Regions from separate parts of the Mus musculus genome. Here all the other regions are linked to region 1. A link is a loop called in an ENCODE intact Hi-C map of the cell type or tissue named here. Cell type or tissue: heart. All regions are shown on one strand. Region 1 holds the start of Ipo8 (importin 8). Region 2 has its middle 19 kb from the start of Dennd5b. Region 3 holds the start of Ergic2 (ERGIC and golgi 2). Region 4 holds the start of Caprin2 (caprin family member 2).

Region 1 (5,000 bases):
TTTGGTTTGATTTTTATGGTTCTGGAGATGAGCTTAGGGCCTCCCACTGTAAAGCAAACTACAAGTAACAAGGAAAACGATCTTCTGATGAGACAGAATTTGGATTAAATTAATATGAAGAGAACACAGGATTGAACCTCTCCTGGTTCTGCAGGCTTCAAATCTTTTCTGTTTCCATAATATCAACTGCACTCATGTGTTGACAAATCAGGAAAAAGCAAGGTTAGGCTATGGGCAGAAAGTATAACATGGCACCAATGTTCCATATTAACACTACCAAAGGGATATCTGGTCCTGTGGTAAACGCAGTGTCAAACAGGCAGCCTCCCAGTGTACAGCAGCAGGATGTAGTCTAGCCCTTATGGCATTTTTATTAACTAAACCCTGATGACTGTTATTCTAGACAGTATTCTACAAAGTCTGGGACAGATACTGACACTAAGTGTCTCTTATTCTGGGGTGACAGTCCTTTCCTTTTTGAGACATCAAAGCATCCTTTTTGGCCATTCAATTCAACAAAACCTTGTGTGTGTTAGGATTACAGGACTGAGCAGAGTTGGAAATCACATAGGTAAGGCCTCAGGAATTCTTGGTTGAACACTCTACAGCCGAGCCAGATAGATATTAACAGGGTCTCGACTTTCGTTCTTACCTCTTGAGGATCCTGGATTCACGTGTCCCTCAAACACCACAGATTGTCAGTTAATATTTCTCTTTCAAGATTCAAAACATCTTTTATAACAAAAACAAACCTCTACTAGGGCAAACACACTGGCCAAGAAGAATCCTTATACTTCAGGAGGCACAGAATTGCCTGGGGAGCCACTTAAAACACAAACTTGTTTCTATTCCCAGGTTTTCAGGTTCTTTACATCAGGGATGAAGCCCATAATTTGCATACCCAACCGTTTTCAGAGAAGCATAGGCCACTGGTCTTAGCAACCCCTCAAGATCCACTAATTAAGGAATATCCCTTCACACTTGTAGCAAGCTCAATTGTCAAGCCATGTAAGGAAATTTTAATTTGTACATTTTAGTAAGAGGATGATAGTCCCTCTTACATGAGCAGAACCAGAGCTTGTGATATTACAATTCTGAAAGGTTGGGCCAGATGTGGTAACACACACCTTTAAACCCAGCAGACTAGAGGCAGAGGCAGAAGCAACAGGCAGATTTATGAGTTCCAAACCAGCCTGTTTAACACAGAATTCCAGGTTAACCAGAACTACACAGTGAGACCCTGTCTCTGAAATGAAAGGAAGAAAAAAAAGGAGGAGGAGGGAGAAGTATGGTATGGACAAAAAAAAAAAAAAAAAAAAAAAAAAAAGACGAGAGTAACACTGGAACAATGAATGTCTAGACTGCTTAGAAAAATGGAAAGCAGCTAAAGCAAAGTCACACACATTTCAGTATTCCAAAGAAATGCCTCAAATATTGTATTACTGGCCGGCCCAGTCTTTGAAATGGTACGGGGAAACCGCGTGCCCTTCCTAGAACTCTCTCGGACAGTGCTGCCCAGCGCTCCAGCAATACTGTGCCATGATCCACACTGCCACCGCCAGAAGCAGGCGAGGGGCAGGGTTTCCGACAGCAACACCTGAAAAGGGCGGGTCCGGAGAAAAGCTAGCTTAGCTTTGGTGAATTTTCCCACCGCGTCTCCACGTAAGCGCATTAAAGGAAAAGAAAACACACCCAAAGACCACTATCAATGGTTTCGTAGCTTCTTTGTGCTATGTGTCCAAGAGAACTGAGCAAGTGCACCAAGAAAAGGACAGATAGCCAACAGGTGCTCCAGTTGCTCCGCAGGGGTCCTGGTCTCAGGCTGGGGTTGGAGGAGAGAGGGAGAGAAGGGAGAAGAGTAGGAAAAAGAGAAAGAGGGGCAGCCCCTCGCTCACCTGGTTAAGCTCCGTCTCAGCTGCAATTCTCAGCTTTGGGTCGATAGTGCCCTTCAGCGCCTGGATGATCCGATTGAGGTCCATGTCCGCGGGCGGGAGCTCGGGTCCCAGAGCCAGCAGGCCGGGTTGCAGCCGGGATGTCTCCTGGCCCTTTTTGGCCCCCTCTACCTCAGGGGACCACCTCACCCCCACCCCCTGCCGCTGCCACCACCGCCTGCAGCTACTTGCTGCGCCACTCTGACTCCGCGCCCCCTGTCCTCCCTCCTTCCCCCCGACAACTCTCTCTCCATTCACCTTTTACGACAGCCGGTGGGAGGTGGAAGAGGAAACGGAGACTCCTTTACGGCTGCCTCTTCCCCTGGCGTGCTGCACTGACCAGCACCCGCCAGAGACGCCATGATGCTCGTCTCAGGAGCCGGCATTCATTGCACAGCGGTGCTGCTACAGGAAGTCGCTCAAGTTTGTTCCAAACACCAGACTCCCGCAGACGGCCGCCATGATGCGGTACGGAAATCCTAGCTTGTCCACCCACTGGTGTGACCAAAGTAAGTTAATTGGCCTGGCATCTATTTACAGTTGTTGCAAATTAGGCATATCTAAAGGGAGTGGTACTTTTTGTTCGAGAACTCTGAACATCACAACTGAGCTGTTTCAAGACAAACTTACTGGAATCCTGAACTTACGTAGCTTACAGAAGAGGTTTCCTTTAATGTTTGAGCGCCACCCTTTATCCTGCCATTCATTCTTTGAACATTTGTTAAAAATGTTTACAGACAGGCACCATGTTATAATAACAAGATAAAATTTAATGCAGGTTTGTATGTATGAAAACTCAAAATCTAATAGATAATCAAATGTGTGTGTGTGTGTGTGTGTGTGTGTGTGTTTCTCTTTAGAGTGTAAAAACACAAAAATGCAGTAGTCAAGGAAACTATATGACCAAAAGTGCCCAAAATGTCCAGACTTTCACTGTGAAAGGCAAGAAGGGTTATGCTGTTTCCATCTACAACTGCAAAGCATACAAAACATAAAGTAAAGATGATTGTGGGCAAATGCTGCTGAGATGTGATCCTCCAAGGAGCATATAATTACGATGTATTGGTTCAATTAAATTTAAGAACAGTGTAGAAAATGAGACAGGATGTATGCTATATGACTGATTGCTTCCAGCAATGCCCATTTCAGTCCATTATGCACACAGCCATCAGAATGAAAAATGCATTTTCAATTTGAAATGTTACCTTTGCTACCTGCACCCCCAATTTCCTTTACTTATGATATCAACTCTAATAGACCTTTGAGTGGAAACATCTAGTTTCTTTGGAAAGTTATGTCAAATGATGGTTTGCAGGAGCACACAGGTGGATGTCAGTGCTAAAGCAGACACAGGTAAAAGGATATTTTGCTGGAGCAGACACAGGAAAAAAGTTTTTCCTCTAGCAGACACAGGTGAAAGGATGTCTTGATATAGCAAACACGTGAAAGGATGCTTGATGAAGGAGTATAAATATGACCCCCAAAGACAGTGGGAAACAAGCAATGAGCGTTGGTTTGCTCTGCCTTGCTAACACTCTATGAGCCTTCTATTGTTGCGTTCAACTTGTGGTAACACCAGCACTGAGAAAAATTCGTCCAAGAACTGCTTGTGAAGTTCCTGCAGCAGCTAGTAGCTTCTGCTGGTGAACCTGGCAATTTCTTCAGGATTGAACAACAGCTTCTGGTTCCTGCCTAGTGTCTGCCTGCCTAGAGAACTGGTCTGCAGCTGCTGAGTCTTATTTGGTGATTGCTACAGGACTGAACTACTGAGAAAGATCAAGCTCACCCACAAAGAAATACTGCTGAACAGGCTCACTCTCCCCGTACCCTAATAACTTTTCTCTTCCACTACTTCTGCTGGATGGTGGGCTAAAGGAGAGGGTGAACTCTTATTAAAGTAGGTTGCAAAAAATTATTACAAGCCTTTTTCACTGTTTTTGATACAAGATCTCTCTTCATAGCCCAGGCTGGTCTCAAACATGGGGCAATCCTGCTGCTTCAGCCAAGTGCTGGTATTCCAGCCATGAGCCTCACTTCAATGTCCTCTTTTCTACTTAAAGCCTATTCTCCTGTCTTTCCCTTTAAAATTTTACACTTGTTCTCCAACTCACTCATTCCTCTACTATTGAACTATTCATTCCTGACTACACATCATTTCCTGCTTTCCAACTCAACTACTGAAGAGTACCTTTGACCTATTGGGCTCATTGATAACACTATGTGTGTCTAAGGGAAAGAACACGTGTTTGTAATACAGCTTTTTCTCTTCATACTCAGTGATCAATCCTGTTCCTTGTTTTTAACCAGCACTATTCTCTCATTCCCTCAGTACCTGTTCTGAATCCTTCAGGACTTTTCTCGGGTACCCCACTCCATCTTAAAAAAAAAAAAAAACTACAAAAATGAGCAAAGCCCTGGCAGCTCCATTCACCCATTCCCAGATTCACCTGTGTACCTGTGCACCTCATTCCCTACATCCTGAATGGAATCTCTCCCATCTTCTCCAGAGTCTGGCTCCATAAACTCCACCTCTATTTTAAATATTTTCTCATTAAAATAAATTTGGTGGGCTGGAGAGGTGACTCACTTATCAAAAGGGCCTGGGATTGATTCTCAGTACCCACAAGTTGGCTCAAAACCATTCATAACACTGGTTCCAGAGAATCTAATACCCTCTTCTGACCTCATCAGGTACCAGGCATTCACAGTTATACAATCAAGCAAAACCTGTAAAGTAAATCTTTTAAAAATTGACATAAAAATAAAATAAAGTTGGGCTATTTATTACATGTTCTTTGCTGACAATTTCTTAAGATTTCTTTTTTCCTAGATGTCCGCCCTCTTTCTCCCCAACTAACTCAACTTCAATTTCTAAGTCCTTCCAGCTGCACAGAAAGATGGGGTGAGAGAATCACCAACCTGGACAAGACAGCTAAACACCAACTTAAAAACATAAAAAACATTAAAAAAAAAAAAAGGAAGAACTTTAAAACCTTAACTAATGATGTCTTAGTTAGGGTTTTACTGATGTGAACAGACACCATGACCTAAGCAACTCTTATAAGGACA
Region 2 (5,000 bases), 290 kb after region 1:
TGCTTGTATGCTGCCTTGCCTCCATTATGAAGATAAAGGACTAAACCTCTGAAACTGTAAGCCAGCCCTAATTAAATGCTTTCTTTTATGAGTTTCTGTGGTCATGGATCTCTTCACAGCAATAGAACACTGAACAAGAACCTGCCTAATAAATCAAGGACCCTGGGATCTAGTTCCCAATACTATATAAAATATAAAATAAAATCAACGACCTTGTTTGGTTCATTGGCCTTTTAAAAATTTAATTTTGGAGATTGGATGATGGCTCAGTGGTTAAAAGGGCTATCTGCTCTTCCAGAGGACCTGGGTTTGTTTCAACTAAACTGAAGTGTCAGCATTTGTGTCCGTGTTGCTCATTTTAAGCTGTTTGGGGCTGGAGTTAGCCCAGCCTGTTGAGTGCTTTTTTAGCAAACACAAACACTTGGACTTATTTCCAGCACTTTGTAAACCAGGTGTGGTAGTGCACTGCTATGGTCAGCACTGGGGAGAATGGAGGTAGGATTATAAATTCAAGGCCTTCCTTGGTTTGGTAAGTTTGAGAACAGCACAGATAAGGCACAGATAAGGTCCTGTCTCAAAAACAAACCAAACTAACAAAACAAAAAGAAAACAAATAAAAACCCACCACCAACAACAAAACACAAGTTTTATTTACCATTGATCTAATTTTGGATCAAAAAGGGACACTAAGAACCTGCTGCCAAGCAAGTTTGTTCCAAACAAGACAAGTTTGCCAGGGAAGCATGAATGAGCTCTTGACAGACTTGTATCCAAGAGTCTCTAGGTCCAGTGAACACCTGCATTTCATCCTTTATCTAAAATACAACATGTGAAACAGGAAATATAAAATTTGGTAGTGTCAGTGTTCAAGTTTTACTTAGTCCCTGTTACTCTAAAAAAACAGTTTTGTTTTTTTTTTTTAAATCCTCCACAATCCATTTTCTGGAAAACAGCTTACTTCAAAGACCCGCCCTTCCTGTAGGACTTTAGTACGCCTTTCAGGTACTCCTCTTTGTTTGCCTAGGACAAGAACAGACAGGAGGCTTCACAATTCTTTGATAAATGATAAATGATTAGCTGAGTTGTTTGTTCCACTGATCACCAGGAGCAAAGTGCTTGTTAGTCAAACTTTGATTAAGCCCTTTTTCTTCCCAGGCCCCTGAACCTTGGCCCACACTCAGTCTGAGTCAACAAGTGTCCCTAGAGGACAACTGGCCTCAGGGTTATTCTCAGATCAGCACACACCCTTTCCATAGTCTCTTGTTGAAATAGCGCTCTTCTACTGCAGAGGCTCCCTGACCCTCTAAATGTTACTTTTAGATAAAAGTCTCTCTTTACTAAGTCTGGATTTTTAAGTTTAAAGATGCAGAAGTACAAGACAATCTCTCAGCTCCTTTGAGCTTTAGCTAGTGCACACGTTGTTAATACTCTTCAGCCCTGCTGGTGAATTTCTAGTGATTCCAGTGGCTTGCTCTGACAAATGATGGTAAAGGCAGATAGTTAAGATGATGGAAAGATTGTTTGCATTGTCTTATATATACCATTGCATTTAATCCCTCTAACTTCTATAAAAAGTACTATCTTTCAGCTGTTTCACAGGTAGGGAAAATGAGGCCTGGAAGAGTTCAAAACATTCTCAGACAGCCCGTGAGTTGTAAAATTGGGTGCAAATCTGGATCAATCTGAGGTCACAATTGGTTCAGTGTTGGAAAACATCTTTACTCCCTCTGCACAGATCCTGACAGTACAGATAACCACAGTGAAGACTGACTGAGCCTCTCTCTTGGCAACAGCATTTGAGGGAAGGAGTTTTTGTAACAGTAGCCAAACTACAAAATTAATCATCCTGTTTCATACCTATTCCACACCCAGACCCTTCATTTTGATCTGAGGGACCTTGAGTGTTTACTTGATAATGGTATGGCTACGGATGAGAAGCACATGAAAAAGCTACTACTGTTCTGCTAGGATCTAGGTTGGTAACAACAGGGAGGACACATGTCCACCTGCTGAACACAGCCCATCTCATGGAACCGTTGCAGCTGCAGAGGCTGAGGTCTGTGGTAAAAATAAACACTTTTTAAAAGGAGTCAGAGTGTGTGAATTACATAAATGAATAAATACCCCCCTCTCCTGGCTATTGTGAGCATTGCAACAGCTTTATTAATGAGCTCCTCCACTAGGCATTTTAGAGTCCCAGCATCTTAAGGTCACAGCATTGGTGCTGGCCTACAATACCAATACCAGGAGGCTGTAGCAAGAGGATCAGAAGTTCAAGATCATTCTTGACTACAAAGCAAGTTGGAGGCACAGTAGGAAAACGTGCTTACCACCAAACCTTGTCTCCTTAGCTGATGCCACCACCTCCTCTTTTTCTTCCTCCTCCTCCTTTTTTTTTTTTTTAAGATTTATTTAATATTATATGTAAGTACACTGTAGCTGTCTTCAGACACACTAGAAGAGGGAGTTAGATCTCGTTACAGATGGTTGTGAGCCACCATGTGGTTGCTGGGATTTGAACTCTGGACCTTCGGAAGAGCAGTCGGGTGCTCTTACCCACTGAGCCATCTCACCAGCCCTCCTCCTCCTTCTTTAACTGAATCTTGTTATATGACTACCCGGGCTACCCTGGTATTCCTGATCTTCTTGCCTCAGCTTTCTGCTGAGATTACAAGTGTTACCTTCAAAATAAATTTACTCCAGATACCCATAATAAATAAATAGGAAGAATTTTTGAAGTATTTCAAAATGAGTTTATGGGTTCTCTTGAATGGCTGAGAATTTTGGGGAATTCTGATTTCTCAATCTGAATCATAATGACTGACAACTTATCCAAGAGGCTGAGGCAGAAAGACCGATGAACACTCAAAGATAGTGGGCTACACAGTGAAATCCTCTCTCAACAAAGATAATAAAGAACTGATATCTTCCAGTAATTTGAGAATACCACCCTAGTTTAATACTCTCTGTGACCTATGGAAGATTAAAGTTTCACAATCTCAGAAAAGTACAACTTACAAATAGTTGTAGGTCCTAATTTTGACATAATCTGAAGTCTAAAGATAGGGAGAAAGAGTCAGTGTTCTTCCATTTATGGAGAGAGTTCTACAATTAAAACATTCTTCAAAATTAAGGGATATTTCAGGAAGCTCAACTTCCTGACCCTCTTCTTTCTTTAGACAGGTTCTCACTACGTAGTTTTGCTTGAGCTGAAACTTACTATGTAGAATAGACCAACCTGACTCTAGGAAATCTGTGTACAAGGATGTTAATGTGTAAGTCTGTGTAAGACTGTGTTGCTAGGAATCAAACCCAGTGTCTGTGTACGTGTGCATGCTAGGCAAGCATTCTACCACTAAGCTATATTCCCTGACAGGAAACTTTTTATAGATTAAAGTGCTCATTACGTTAAAATGTTTTTTGATGATCTCACAAGGAGATAAAATGTTTTATTTTTCCCTGCTAGTAAAATTTTATACAATCTAAGAAAGTGGCCAGGCGAGATGGCTCTCTGGGATAGTGTTTCCTTTGTAAAACCCGAGTTTAATTCCAGGTTGTACACACACAAAATATATAAAGGTAATCTTTTACAAATGCCCCTGAAGCTCAACACTATATATGATGAGAAGGAAAGGTAGGGAGAGAAGAAGGAAGGAGGATGCAAAACAACTCTGAGGTCAGATTGCTAGATTTGGTATTCCAGATTTCAAAGGGGTAAATCATCTGTTCCAGCAGATAAAAGCCACCAGGGCTGCATTGACTGGAATAAATCTATAGGCTCTTGAAAGAATGAAGTTAGTCAATTAACCCCAAGACTACATTTGAAAGTATTTGAAAAGTTACATTAGAGAGGCAACAAAAATCAGATTATATTCTGAATGTCTAATAGTCCAAAGGTCACATGGTAATTTGCATTGAACTAAATACATTAAGTAGCAGGTTGTCTTCTTTTCCTCCTCTCCCTCCTTCTTTCTCTTTCTTTTGTCTAGGGTCATACTTAGTGTTCTAGACTAGCATCAAACCCAAAGTGATCCTTTACAGTCTGCTGTCTGTCTGTCTTTCTGTCTGTCTGTCTATCACTCTGTCTCACTATGTAGCTAAGGAGCTAGTGAGATTTCTATATATAGACCAGGCCAGCCTCAAATTCATAAGAGATTAGCCTGCCTTTACCTCTGGAATACTATGATCAAAGGCATGCACCATCCCCACTGGCTGTTATTTATCTTAAAGGTTTTTAAATTATGTATGAGTAAGGGCACATGAGTGCAGGTGTCCTTATAGGCCAGAAGAACATGCCAAATCCCCTGAAGTTGGAGTTACAGGTGGTTGTGAGCTGCTTAAACAGGGAGGTTGTGGCTCTCCCTGTTTACATGTCACTTGGCAGGCAGATATTAGCAATGGCTTCCTGGTGATCAACTGAGGCTTCTCTCTTCTTTCTTTTACTTAAAAAACAAAGCAAGGGCTGGCGAGATGGCTCAGTGGTTAAGAGCGCCGACTGCTCTTCCGTAGGTCCCGAGTTCAAATCCCAGCAACCACATGGTGGCTCACAACCATCCGTAACGAAATCTGATGCCCTCTTCTGGAATGTCTGAAGACAGCTACAGTGTACTTACATATAATAAATAATTCTTTAAAAACAAAAAACAACAAACAAACAAACAAAAAAGCAAAATACTAGTTTCTCTGACTAGCCTGGAACTTGCAGTGACCCTCTGCTTCTGCCACCACACTCGCCTAACATTTTTTAAGAGAACATCCAGTCAAGATCTAGTTGTACTGCTTTGAGGACCTTTTGTATTCTGTATACAGAATTTGTCCTTTTGTGTGTGGGGTGGTGCTGTGGACCTTTTGTATTCTGTATACACAATGTGTGCTTTGTGTGTGTGGCGGGCGGGGGTGGGGTGGGGTGGGGGAGTGTTGTAGACTGAACTCAAGCAAGCAAGGTAAATGTTTTGCCAATGAACTACAGTCTTGTCCCTTTTTTATTTAAATTTTTTAAA
Region 3 (5,000 bases), 620 kb before region 1:
TGGTTTGTTTGCTATCTCCCATAACTGTCCTGTATATTTAAACAAAAGTAAAACCTCAAGGATATGGTGATAGCAGCTAAGACAATACTTAGAACAACTGCTTAAGATACGTAAGAAACAGGATACAGAACTGAGGACACCACACACACCTGCTTTTCAAATTGAGTTTGATTACTTCTGCAAACAAACAAACAAAAAGGATTTATTTTGAAATGAAACTTATTTAATGAAATTTATTGGGGAGGGGGCACCTGTACCATTGCACTCATGTAGATGTTAGAGAACAACAATTTATCTTCTATTACAAATGTTTTGAGTCACCTTCTATTTATAAAATATATTTTTAAAAAAAGTCTTTGAAAACGTACTTAGTTGAAATCATAGTGGATTAGGACGATCCCAAATTAAAGACTGATGGATGTCCTTTCAAGTCTGTGTGAAGACCCAATATACAAGGGAGATGCTATACAGAGAGAGTAGAGTGACCTGTTGTCCTGGGTTGCTCAGAAGCCAGAACACCAAAGAAGCACCATGTCCCAGGCCTTCTGAGAAAACAGGGCCCTTCCACTATTTTAAGCCTCCCAGTTTACAGTAAATGGTCTAATCTTATAACTTTCTTAATGATTTAAAAAAAAAAAAGTTCCTGGGACAGCAAGTAATATACTGTACAAGCTTTGTGACCGGAAAAACACAAACCAATCAGCAAACTCTCTTGCTGGGGACTTCTTACTAGCTGTTATGACAAATCTGAGGGTCTTCAACTTCTCAGAATTCCTTCCAGATTATTATCTAAAAGGGTAGGACATATGGGCTGCCAGTTATTAATCAAAATAGAAGTGGGGTGTTAGTTGGGCAGTGGTGGCGCATGTCTTCAATCCCAGCACTTGGGAGGCAGAGGCAGGCGGATTTCTGAGTTTGAGGCCAGCCTGGTCTACAAAGTACGTTCCAGGACAGCCAGGGCTATACAGAGAAACCCTGTCTCGAAAAAAACAAATCTTCTTCAGTCTCTACTGAAGCACTTCTCTGGCTTTTTGAGGTAAGTATTACTATAAGATTCTCATTTTATTGGTGAGGAAACTAGGGCACAAAAGTCAAAAGACAAGCTGTCATTAAAACACCAAATTAAAATCTAGGAAAACTATTAAAAAGAATTTGTAGCACACACAGTCTAAAACCAACTTCTGTTTAAAAATGAATTATTTAAATGGCAAACCCTGGTGAAAATAAATGCTGTTTTGTAAATCTTTGTTGTTCATGTTCTAGACTACAGTGACTTCCTTTCAGAAGTCCTCTAACTTGCCATGTTTCTTTAATGTGTACCTCCGAAGTGAAATCAGGTGTAATACTCAGCAAAGCAGTCAAGTTTACTATCTGAAAGAAAGCTGCTTCCCAGGACCCTCACTACAAAAGCATGGAATTTCTATTTCTCAGGATCTTCCTCTACAAGCTGGAATAGTAACTTAAGGTTAACTAATAAGAAAGGTAGGCAAAGAGACCTTCCGCAAGGCAGCAGCACACTCGTTTCTTTAGGTACGGACGTACACTGGAGGTTGGAGAAGTGAAATTCGGAATTACAACTTCAAACCAATGAAGAATGCCTAATTTAACTATCTTTAATTGCTTCCGAACGAAAGCCTATCTCGAAACACCGAAACAGCTGTTACTTGCCTATAGCCTAGGGCACCGAATTGCACGCCTAAAGTTAATGACACGTTTGCCCGTAGATCTCCGAGATCTCGTCTACGATACCCACGGCGGTCCCGTATCAGGAGCTGAGCCGTCATCCCCTGGATGGGTCAACAGCTGACAAACGGGACACACACACACCACCTGCCTCGGCGTCTGCGCCCGCCCCGGCCCCTCTCTAGGCCCGGCTTTTAATTTACGGCGAGAGTGACCACGGTGCTGGCAGGGTCGCTGCTGTCCACGACAGCCTGGACGAGACAACGAAGGGCGCGGCCGATCACCGAAGCTCCCTGGCCGCGGGCGCGGACGCCGGCGGCACTCGGCAGGAACGCCCCCGGGCAGCGGAGCGGCTCCGCGGCCAGCTGCTCCGCAGAGCCGCGACGAGTACAGGCCAGTGCCAGGCCTGGGAGCCCCCTCAGCCGCGCCCAGGTCCCCGTCCGCCCGTAACCGCCGAAGGAAACGGCCCCGGCAGGGTTTTAGCGTCTTACCTAGTGGTACGGTCCCAGCCGACCGCCATGTTTCACAGAAGCCCGGGTCGCCCGAGCCCGGCGCACACGAAGATCTCGCGAGAACAAGAGCAACTCTCACGGCTGACCATGTCCGAAGGGAGCGCAAATGGAGAACTCGCGATACTTTCCGCGTTGACGGTATGTGATCTAATCAAGCGGCGCGGTCAACCTGAAAGGGGCGTGGCTACGTGGAAACTAAGTGAAAATAGGAGGCCGGTCCCTTTCCAGGAAGGGGAAGTTACCTTCCGCCTGACCCCGAGACAAACCGACTGGAACGGCGCTCCGCACTACAGACCGGAAGTGATCACCAGCCACCTTAAGGCGCCGGCCACACTGCAGCTCAGGTGGTTGAGAGGCCTCCGGCTTTGCGTCTTCATTTATTCCGGTCTACAACACCTAAACCTCCCTTGTCGGGCGTGGAGAACGGTTTCGATTATTCGGTCAGTGTGCTTAAGGATTCCCTAAAAGTAAGCTACGCAAGAAAGCCCGACAGTGTGTGCTCATGGCCCTTCACAGCACAGGACGGAATAGAGGGGCTTTGGAAAAAAAGTTGGCTCCGAAATGCTGGAGAGGAACCCACTCAAGCTCCCGTCCTACCCATTTGCTACCAAATTTTACAGGCACGCGTTGTGGTTTAAAAACAGTTTTAAGGAAAGCGTACTTATGACGAATGTCTACACAGAAAGCACTGTTTTCTCTAATCTTCACAATACTATTGCCAAGAAATACCACTATTTACTTGGTTAGTAGGTAAGGGTTTGAGTTTTAAGAGGGAGGTAAAGAGTAGTTAAGAGCTGTCAAAGAGAAACAGGCTGGGAGATCTTGACTACAGATTGACTGTGTGTATACTCCTTTACTGAAAAGAGACCCTCATCCTTCAAACCAAGGACAAATGCATGCACTCTGGTGGCAATTTAATCTCCAGACTTTCAAGACTACTCCAATTAATCATAAATTCCTATTTGACTTAAGGTTCGTGGATAATAAACACAGCCTCAAGCCAAGATTACCTAAATTAAATATCCAATCTAACTTGTTAATATCGTGACTTTGAGCATATTGCATTTCTTTGTATCTCTATCCCCTCATCTGTCAAATGGGCATAATAATGTGTTGATACATGTCTAAAATGCAAACTTACCTCACTTGTAATCTATCGGCAGCTCCTCCCTGTCGTCTCCATACCCAGGTCTACAGTGTATAGGCTGTAGCTTGGATAAAGGCAGGACTGTTGTTCATTTAGTTACACCTGATCCTTTGTCTCCAGGGCACGTTTCCTTTAGAGTAATAACGATCCCCCTGAGAGTTGGGTTTCACAACATAGCAAAACTAAATAATTTGACCCTGCTATTTTTAGAAAAACAATTTTAAAAGCTAACAAGCATAAAAGTTAATTTTTCCCGAAGAGTGAAACTTCTTAACCAATGAATCAATCATTTAGCTTCTCTGGTTTTCTTTAATGCTTCTCTTTCTTTGCTTCGTTTTGTTGTTTTGTCTGGTGCTTGGCATCAGATTTGGAGCCTGATACAAGTGAAGCTGTACCACTGAACTACATTGCCAGGAAGACCTGCCTGACTTTATAGGTTAATTTTCATATTATTGGTGGCATAATATATGGGAAACAGTCTGCTTTTTAGAGACTCCATCCCATTATGTTTCATTTATTGAAGAGAGGTTTAGGAGTAGGGTTAAAATGCTCAAACTATATTTTTATGACATCCTTTTAATTCTCCGTAGATTGGGGACAAGCTTTAGCTAGTTAATAACAAAAGAGAAACTAATATTACTCTCTAAGGTTCACATGTACCTCAAGTGGCTTTTGTGTCTTATTCTTTTTTTGTTGTTTGTTTTGTTTTTTCGAGACAGGGTTTCTCTGTGTACCCCTGTCTGTCCTGAAACTCACTCTGTAGACCAGGCTGGCCTCGAACTCAGAAATCCGCCTGCCTCTGCCTCCCAAGTGCTAGGATTAAAGGCGTGTGCCACCACCGCCCGGCATGTCTTATTCCTAACCCAAATCTATTCTTCTTTATATATGAACATCACCACCAGCCTCAAATTTGATTGGATCACAGTCTTCTGTGTTTGTTTCTTCTCCCTAGCTGCCAATCTCAGTGTTGTTTGTCCTGAAACTGTTGCCCAGCTTCTCAGCTGTACATAGAGCCTCTTTATCACAGGCTTCAGCTAGAGGTGACTACTAATTCTCTATTCATATTTTGTATTAACTAGTTTTTATTTGCCCAGACAGACTTTACCTATATCCCAGGCTGATCATGAACTTGGGCAGATCTTCTGCCTCAGCTTCCCAAGGGATTACAGGTGTGTGAAGTAGAAACTTATAGTTTCTTTGGAAAGTTAGTTATGTCAAATGATGTTTTGCTGGGGCACTCAGGTGAAAGGATGTCTTGCTAAAGCAGACATAGATGAAAGGATGTTTTCCTGAAGCAGACACAGGTGAAAGGATATCTTGCTATATAGCAAACATGTGGAAGGACCTGAGATGAAGGAGCATAAATGTGACCCCACAGGTGTGAGCCACCACACTTTGCTCTGAACACGTTTTCAACATTGTCATTTATGGGCTTCTGCCATTTTTTCCATGTACCTACTTGGAGCTTGAAAATCTGAGTTTTCTTATTTATATGAATATGTAGGTCCATGATATTTCAGTAGTTCCCAACTTTATTTTTAATCTTGGGAATTGTTTAGTTCCTTTCAGCTTTTTGAGATTCTCTGATAAGATATTGAAATCTTTCTGTATTTTCCTTAAACTCATCAAATTTCCTTTAAACAATGATCTCAGCAGCT
Region 4 (5,000 bases), 65 kb after region 1:
ACTGGGATGACTGGATCACAGGCTAAATGACTCAGGAAGTAAGAAATTATCTAATCTTTACCATACAACTAACTGTGATGTTAGGCTAGTAAGAATCCAAGTCTCTTTACAAAGCTGTCTACAATACTTTCACCAATCTTAAACTGGTATCTAGCAGTGGGGAAAAATAATAAATGCTGAAACACTTTCTGGCTCATGGTAAAATGCTTCCAGAGACTGCAGCAGCCATACTGCTGTATCACTTGCTACAGTCACAAGGAAAACGAACTAAACTATCAAGCTATTCCTTATCTAAGCTACAATAATATAACTCAAGAAATGCATCAGACCTATAATAGCCAACTCTTCAAATATTTCAAAAGCAATGTGTGAAGAATAGTTATTCAGCTGTGTCGGCAAACAGAGCAAACATTTAGCCTGGATGCTTAATTGTTCCCAGGCAACTAAGTCTCAAGGTCGATTAAACTTGCAAGAAGATCTATGTTCTCTGATATAAAGAATGTCGAATCCTTAACCTGGCTTATGGTAATGCACACTCAGGGATGGGAGGGGTAGAAAGGTTACCTTCTTCTTCTCGATGTTCCTAATTTTGTGTTTAAGGCATATAAGTCCATTATCAATATAGGTTTCATATGCCTGGGAAGGAGATGCAGCAGAACTGAGAGTAGACTGCAGGGGGCTCAGAGCCCGCTGGTTTTCCCCTTGCTGATCCTGGTTCACTTGGGACTTGGCTGACTTCATACTTCCCACTTTTCCCTCCTCTGAATGGCCGGCCTGAAGGTGACTGGTAACCGAAAAGGGATGGAGAGAGTTGCACCACTGAAACAGATGAGGCTAAAGGATGGGGGCAGGAGGAGTTAAGTACCAATGTAAACTAAAGGTGCACAACGAGGAGCTTCTTTAAAATGAAATGAAGTCAAAACATAACGTTGATTCAGACAGCGTACTTCCACTCCCCTACTAAGGTTAATTGACACAAGCAATAGCCAATAAAGACAGTCTATACGTAGGCAAAATTTACACTATAGGAATGTTTCCAGAAGTTCTATTCCCCACATGGAGAACTGCTAAGCAAGCGGAAGGCTTCTGATCTCATTCTGAATAATTTCTATGGTCGGGGGCGGAGGGTGAGGGTTGCAGCCACAACTTCAAGCTATCTCAAAGTCTACGTGAACCAAGTTTCTTGTACTAAATGACAACACTCTTTGACTGTCCAGGACCTAACCAAGTGCATCCCCCTGGACACTGCTGCCAAGTCTCACAAACTGTACGCCGAGGTGGCTTCCAGTTGTGTTTACAGTAACTCACAATCACTCACTCCTATACTGGCAAGCCTTCCGCTACCCGCACCAAGGAACCGGGAAACCAAGGAGTCGGACACTTCAACTCTATTCAGAAATCCTGCCCGTAAGGAGCAAGACCAGAGCTAGACAGCCCCTGGACACCATTGCTCGTTCAAGTGCCCCAAGGGCCCGAGTAGAGGAGCCCCAGTCAGGGTCACAGTCTAAGGGCCCACGCAGCCCACCAGACGCAGAGCGCTCTGCAAAGCCGCTGAGAAGCCCGACCCCAGAATGCTGGGGCACCACGCTTCTCCACCCCGCCGCGGCCGCGCAGACCCACCCACCCCGCCGCCGTCCTGCTTCACCTCCCCGGCTGCCTCCGAAAGCGCGCGGGAGTCCTGCGCGCTGCAAAGTGGGCGAACTCCACCCCGCACTCCCTTCTCCCCCCGCGTCCCTTCCTCCCGCCTCAGCTTAGCCTGCGGCCACCGCCGACAGTGCACCCAGCCAACTCCGCTGCTCGCGCCCAAGCTGTCCCCCTCAAGGCGCGCGCAACTTATGTAGGCCGCGCACGGCGCGACCACGCCCAAATCCCGCCTATTTCCGGTCCTCTGCCCCGCCCTCTAGCACGCGAGCTCCCCTCGGAGGCTTCGCCTTCCGGTGTCCCCTCCCACTCCCCTCTCGTGCGCTAGACCACCACAGTCCGCCCTTTTCCGGTACCCGGGACCTGCGAGGGACAGGTCCTTTCCGGTGCCCCTCTCTGCAAGCCTGCGCTTGGCGCGTACCTTCCCTGCGCTTCTCTGTTGCGCCTGAGGCTGGTGTGAGATACTGCACCTGGTAGCATGGATGGGCCCGCTTGTTTCAGCCAGCACTGGTGCAGATGATTTCAATTCTTGGAAAAGAGGCAGCAAGTCCTGCGCAGAATGACCAGATAAGCCAGCCTTCAGGCTCTAATGGTTTAAATGGGCACTTCTAAAATACAAGAGCACCCTTGCCCCACAGATGATTTTTCATTGTAGAATGAGTCAGAGGACTCAGCCTGTAAGAGCAGCAGAGTAGATGACTGCAGCCTTTGTAGTAGGAGGGTATGCGCCAAGGCTATGTGTCGCTATGAAGCAATTCATTTCATTGGCACTAAAAGAGTTGTTAAAATTATTTGTTGGGCCGGGCAGTGGTGGCGCACGCCTTTAATCCCAGCACTCGGGAGGCAGAGGCAGGCAGATTTCTGAGTTCGAGGCCAGCCTGGTCTACAGCGTGAGTTCCAGGACAGCCAGGGCTACACAGAGAAACCCTGTCTCGAAAAAAAGAAAAAAAAAACAACAACAAAAAAAAGTTATTTGTTGGGTTGCATAAAGTTAACAGAAAACAGGAAGAATGTCAGCTTCTGAAGGACTGGTGGTAGTTCCTGTATCAAATGAGGTTTTAGGGGTAGATTACTCCCTAATACCAGGGAGGCAGGAACAGACCTAAACAAAAAACACTACCTCATAAACTAAATAAAATAATAAAGTTAATAAATTAAAACTTGTGCCCAAGTATTTTACCAAATAGAATTGGTTTTAAGTCCTATCCTTGAGGCAAGGGTAATTATTTAGAACAGGGCAGTCAAAAGCATAATCAAGTAAATAAATGGAAAGTCTGGACAAGACCACCCAAAAATCACCTTGGCTTTGGCACTTCTTGTTACCTATTACATGTTTACCTGCATGTATGTTTATGTACATGGTTGCCTGGTTCCTGCTGTAGGTCAGAAAAGGGTGTTGGATACCCTGGAACTGGAGTTATAAACAGTTGTGAACCACCACGTGGGTGCAGGGAATTGAGCCCAGGGAGGGCCTGTGGAAGAGCAGCCAGTGCTCTTAACCACTGAGTCATCTCTCCTCCCTGTCCTATTATGTTCTTTAATGTTGTATTTTAGCTTTGAATCTCTGAACTATACCTGCAACTTGAATATTAGACAAACACTATGTTGTCTGTTTTCCTCATTTATAACTAGAGAAAGAACAGGCTGCTGAACTGACCAATAGACTTACCTTTTGCCACACAGAGTGGCCATGAAGCCTGTGATGAGCACACCTTCAGATAACTGAACTGACACATTTATATTTGCATATGCCTTTGTTGGCCTATGCTAATAATGAACCCAAAAATAATATTTCCAACCAGGGGTTGTGGCACATACCTTTACAGGCACACAACTCCCAGCACTCAAGAGGCCGAGGCAGGAAGATTATAAGTCTGAGGATAGCCTGAATCTCCAGATTTACCATAACTATCATTTGGGCCATTAGATTGAGATATAATCCTAACTACTCAATGGGAGAATTGCTAATAAATCTGTTAATTTATTTAATAACATGGGACATAGGCTGAATCAAGAGAAAATACAAAAGCACAAATAATTAAATTTCAGTTGCAATAAGGGTATAGTTTGTATAAGCTTGTAATAACACTAGTAAGAGAATACCCCCACAATAATGTTGCAGCAGTGTTTTCTGAAAATTAAAAAAGGAGAATGACATACACACACAAAAAAGGAGAATGAATTGGGAAAAACTCTCAACTTTTCATGCCAGCTCTTCAGCAGCCGAGGCAGGAGGATCACGAGATCTAGACCAGCTTGTACCACTTAGGTACAAAACAACAAACAGAAGAGAGGGGCTCACGGGAGTGAGGGTGGGGTACAGTGGTAGATTGCCTGCCTAGCATGTATGAGGCCTAGGATTCCATCGTCAGCACAACAGAATTGTAAATATGAATTTTAAAATAGGGCTGGAGAGATGGCTCATCGGTTAAGAGCACTGACTGCTCTTCCAGAGATCCTGAGTTCAATTCTCAGCTACCACATGGTGGTTCACAACCATCTGTAGTGGGATCTTATGCCCTCTTTTGTCTGAAGAGAACAATGGTGCACTCATATACATAAGATAAACAAGTAAATCTTAAAAAAAAAAAAAAAAGATTTTGAAAGTATTCAGAGATAGGGGCCAGAGAGGAAGCTCAGTGGTTAAGGGCAGCTCTTCCAGATGACCTGAGTTCAATTCTCAGCATTACAAGAGGGCTCACAACTGTCTGTCTGTAATTCTGTCTTCTGCCTTCTGTGGGCACTAGGCATGCATATTGTTCAGAGACACATATGCTGGCAAAAAGATAACCTCATACACATAAAATTTAAAAAAAAAAAAAAAAACTTTTGCCAGGTGTAGTGGGGCAGCTTATAACCCCAGTACTCTAGGAAATAGAGGCAGATCACTGTGAGTTCAAGCTAGTCTGGTCTATATAAAGAGCCCCAGATCAGCCAAGATTTCATAGTGAGACCCTGTTGCAAAACAAAACAAAACAATGATAGGAATAATAAATAAATCCTTTGGGGGGGGGAAGATATACCCCTAGAATCTTTAGGCTGATGTTTCATTTTCCCTTCCTCAGTTCCTTATTTTTTCATAATTTTTTTTTTTGTCTCATCAATTGGGAAGTAAACTCAGAGTTTACCATGAAATTATTATATTCCAGATGAGTAAAAAATGTCACTTTTAATCAATGAGGAAAGAACATATTCAATGCATTCAATAAACACTTGTTGGACACCTGCAGTGCTAGGTCCACCCCTATAAATGTCAGTCACTGAGACAACCCAGCACCAGCCCATATGGAATTGAGCAGGGATTCATAAAAGTTGCAAGTAAGGCTGGGTATTGCTTCACATGCCTTGAATCCCAGCAC

The links. Hi-C counts contacts between places; a loop is a spot of excess contacts. Peaks named below come from ENCODE experiments on the same cell type or tissue, not always from the same donor. Only the 100,000 strongest peaks of a DNase experiment are listed, where the experiment ranks them.
Region 2: it touches region 1 in a loop (2.3-fold over the local background); 4 of 42 quality-filtered maps call a loop at or near these places.
Region 3: a loop joins it to region 1, with 11 times the contacts of the local background. A loop is called at or near these places in 10 of 42 quality-filtered maps.
Region 4: it touches region 1 in a loop (4-fold over the local background); 8 of 42 quality-filtered maps call a loop at or near these places.

Annotation. Positions count from the first base shown.
Region 1 is chr6:148,829,269-148,834,268 of GRCm38, forward strand. It overlaps Ipo8 (importin 8), which reads right to left and starts at 2,199. Exons shown (of 25, transcript NM_001081113.1): 1 at 1,896-2,199. The coding sequence starts at 1,979. It overlaps 2610017A05Rik (a long non-coding RNA gene), which reads left to right and starts at 2,352. Exons shown (of 2, transcript XR_869626.1): 1 at 2,352-2,440; 2 at 3,597-3,846. In heart, a CTCF peak has its summit at 2,281; a DNase peak (open chromatin) is centred at 2,263; H3K4me3 peaks cover 2,152 bases; H3K27ac peaks cover 1,250 bases.
Region 2 is chr6:149,117,960-149,122,959 of GRCm38, forward strand. No RefSeq gene overlaps it. Among named protein-coding and RNA genes, the nearest start is that of Dennd5b, 19 kb to the left of the region's middle. In heart, CTCF peaks have their summits at 1,228 and 2,143 (motif pointing left); DNase peaks (open chromatin) are centred at 1,182 and 2,052.
Region 3 is chr6:148,209,796-148,214,795 of GRCm38, forward strand. Ergic2 (ERGIC and golgi 2) reads right to left here and starts at 2,579. Exons shown (of 14, transcript NM_026168.4): 1 at 2,175-2,579. 4732416N19Rik (RIKEN cDNA 4732416N19 gene) reads left to right here and starts at 2,493. Exons shown (of 2, transcript NR_015615.1): 1 at 2,493-2,635. In heart, no CTCF peak of the experiment used is centred here; a DNase peak (open chromatin) is centred at 2,336; H3K4me3 peaks cover 2,371 bases; H3K27ac peaks cover 2,137 bases.
Region 4 is chr6:148,894,373-148,899,372 of GRCm38, forward strand. Caprin2 (caprin family member 2) reads right to left here and starts at 1,865. Exons shown (of 19, transcript NM_181541.4): 1 at 1,646-1,865; 2 at 565-784. The coding sequence starts at 741. In heart, a CTCF peak has its summit at 1,958; a DNase peak (open chromatin) is centred at 1,869; H3K4me3 peaks cover 1,928 bases; H3K27ac peaks cover 1,399 bases.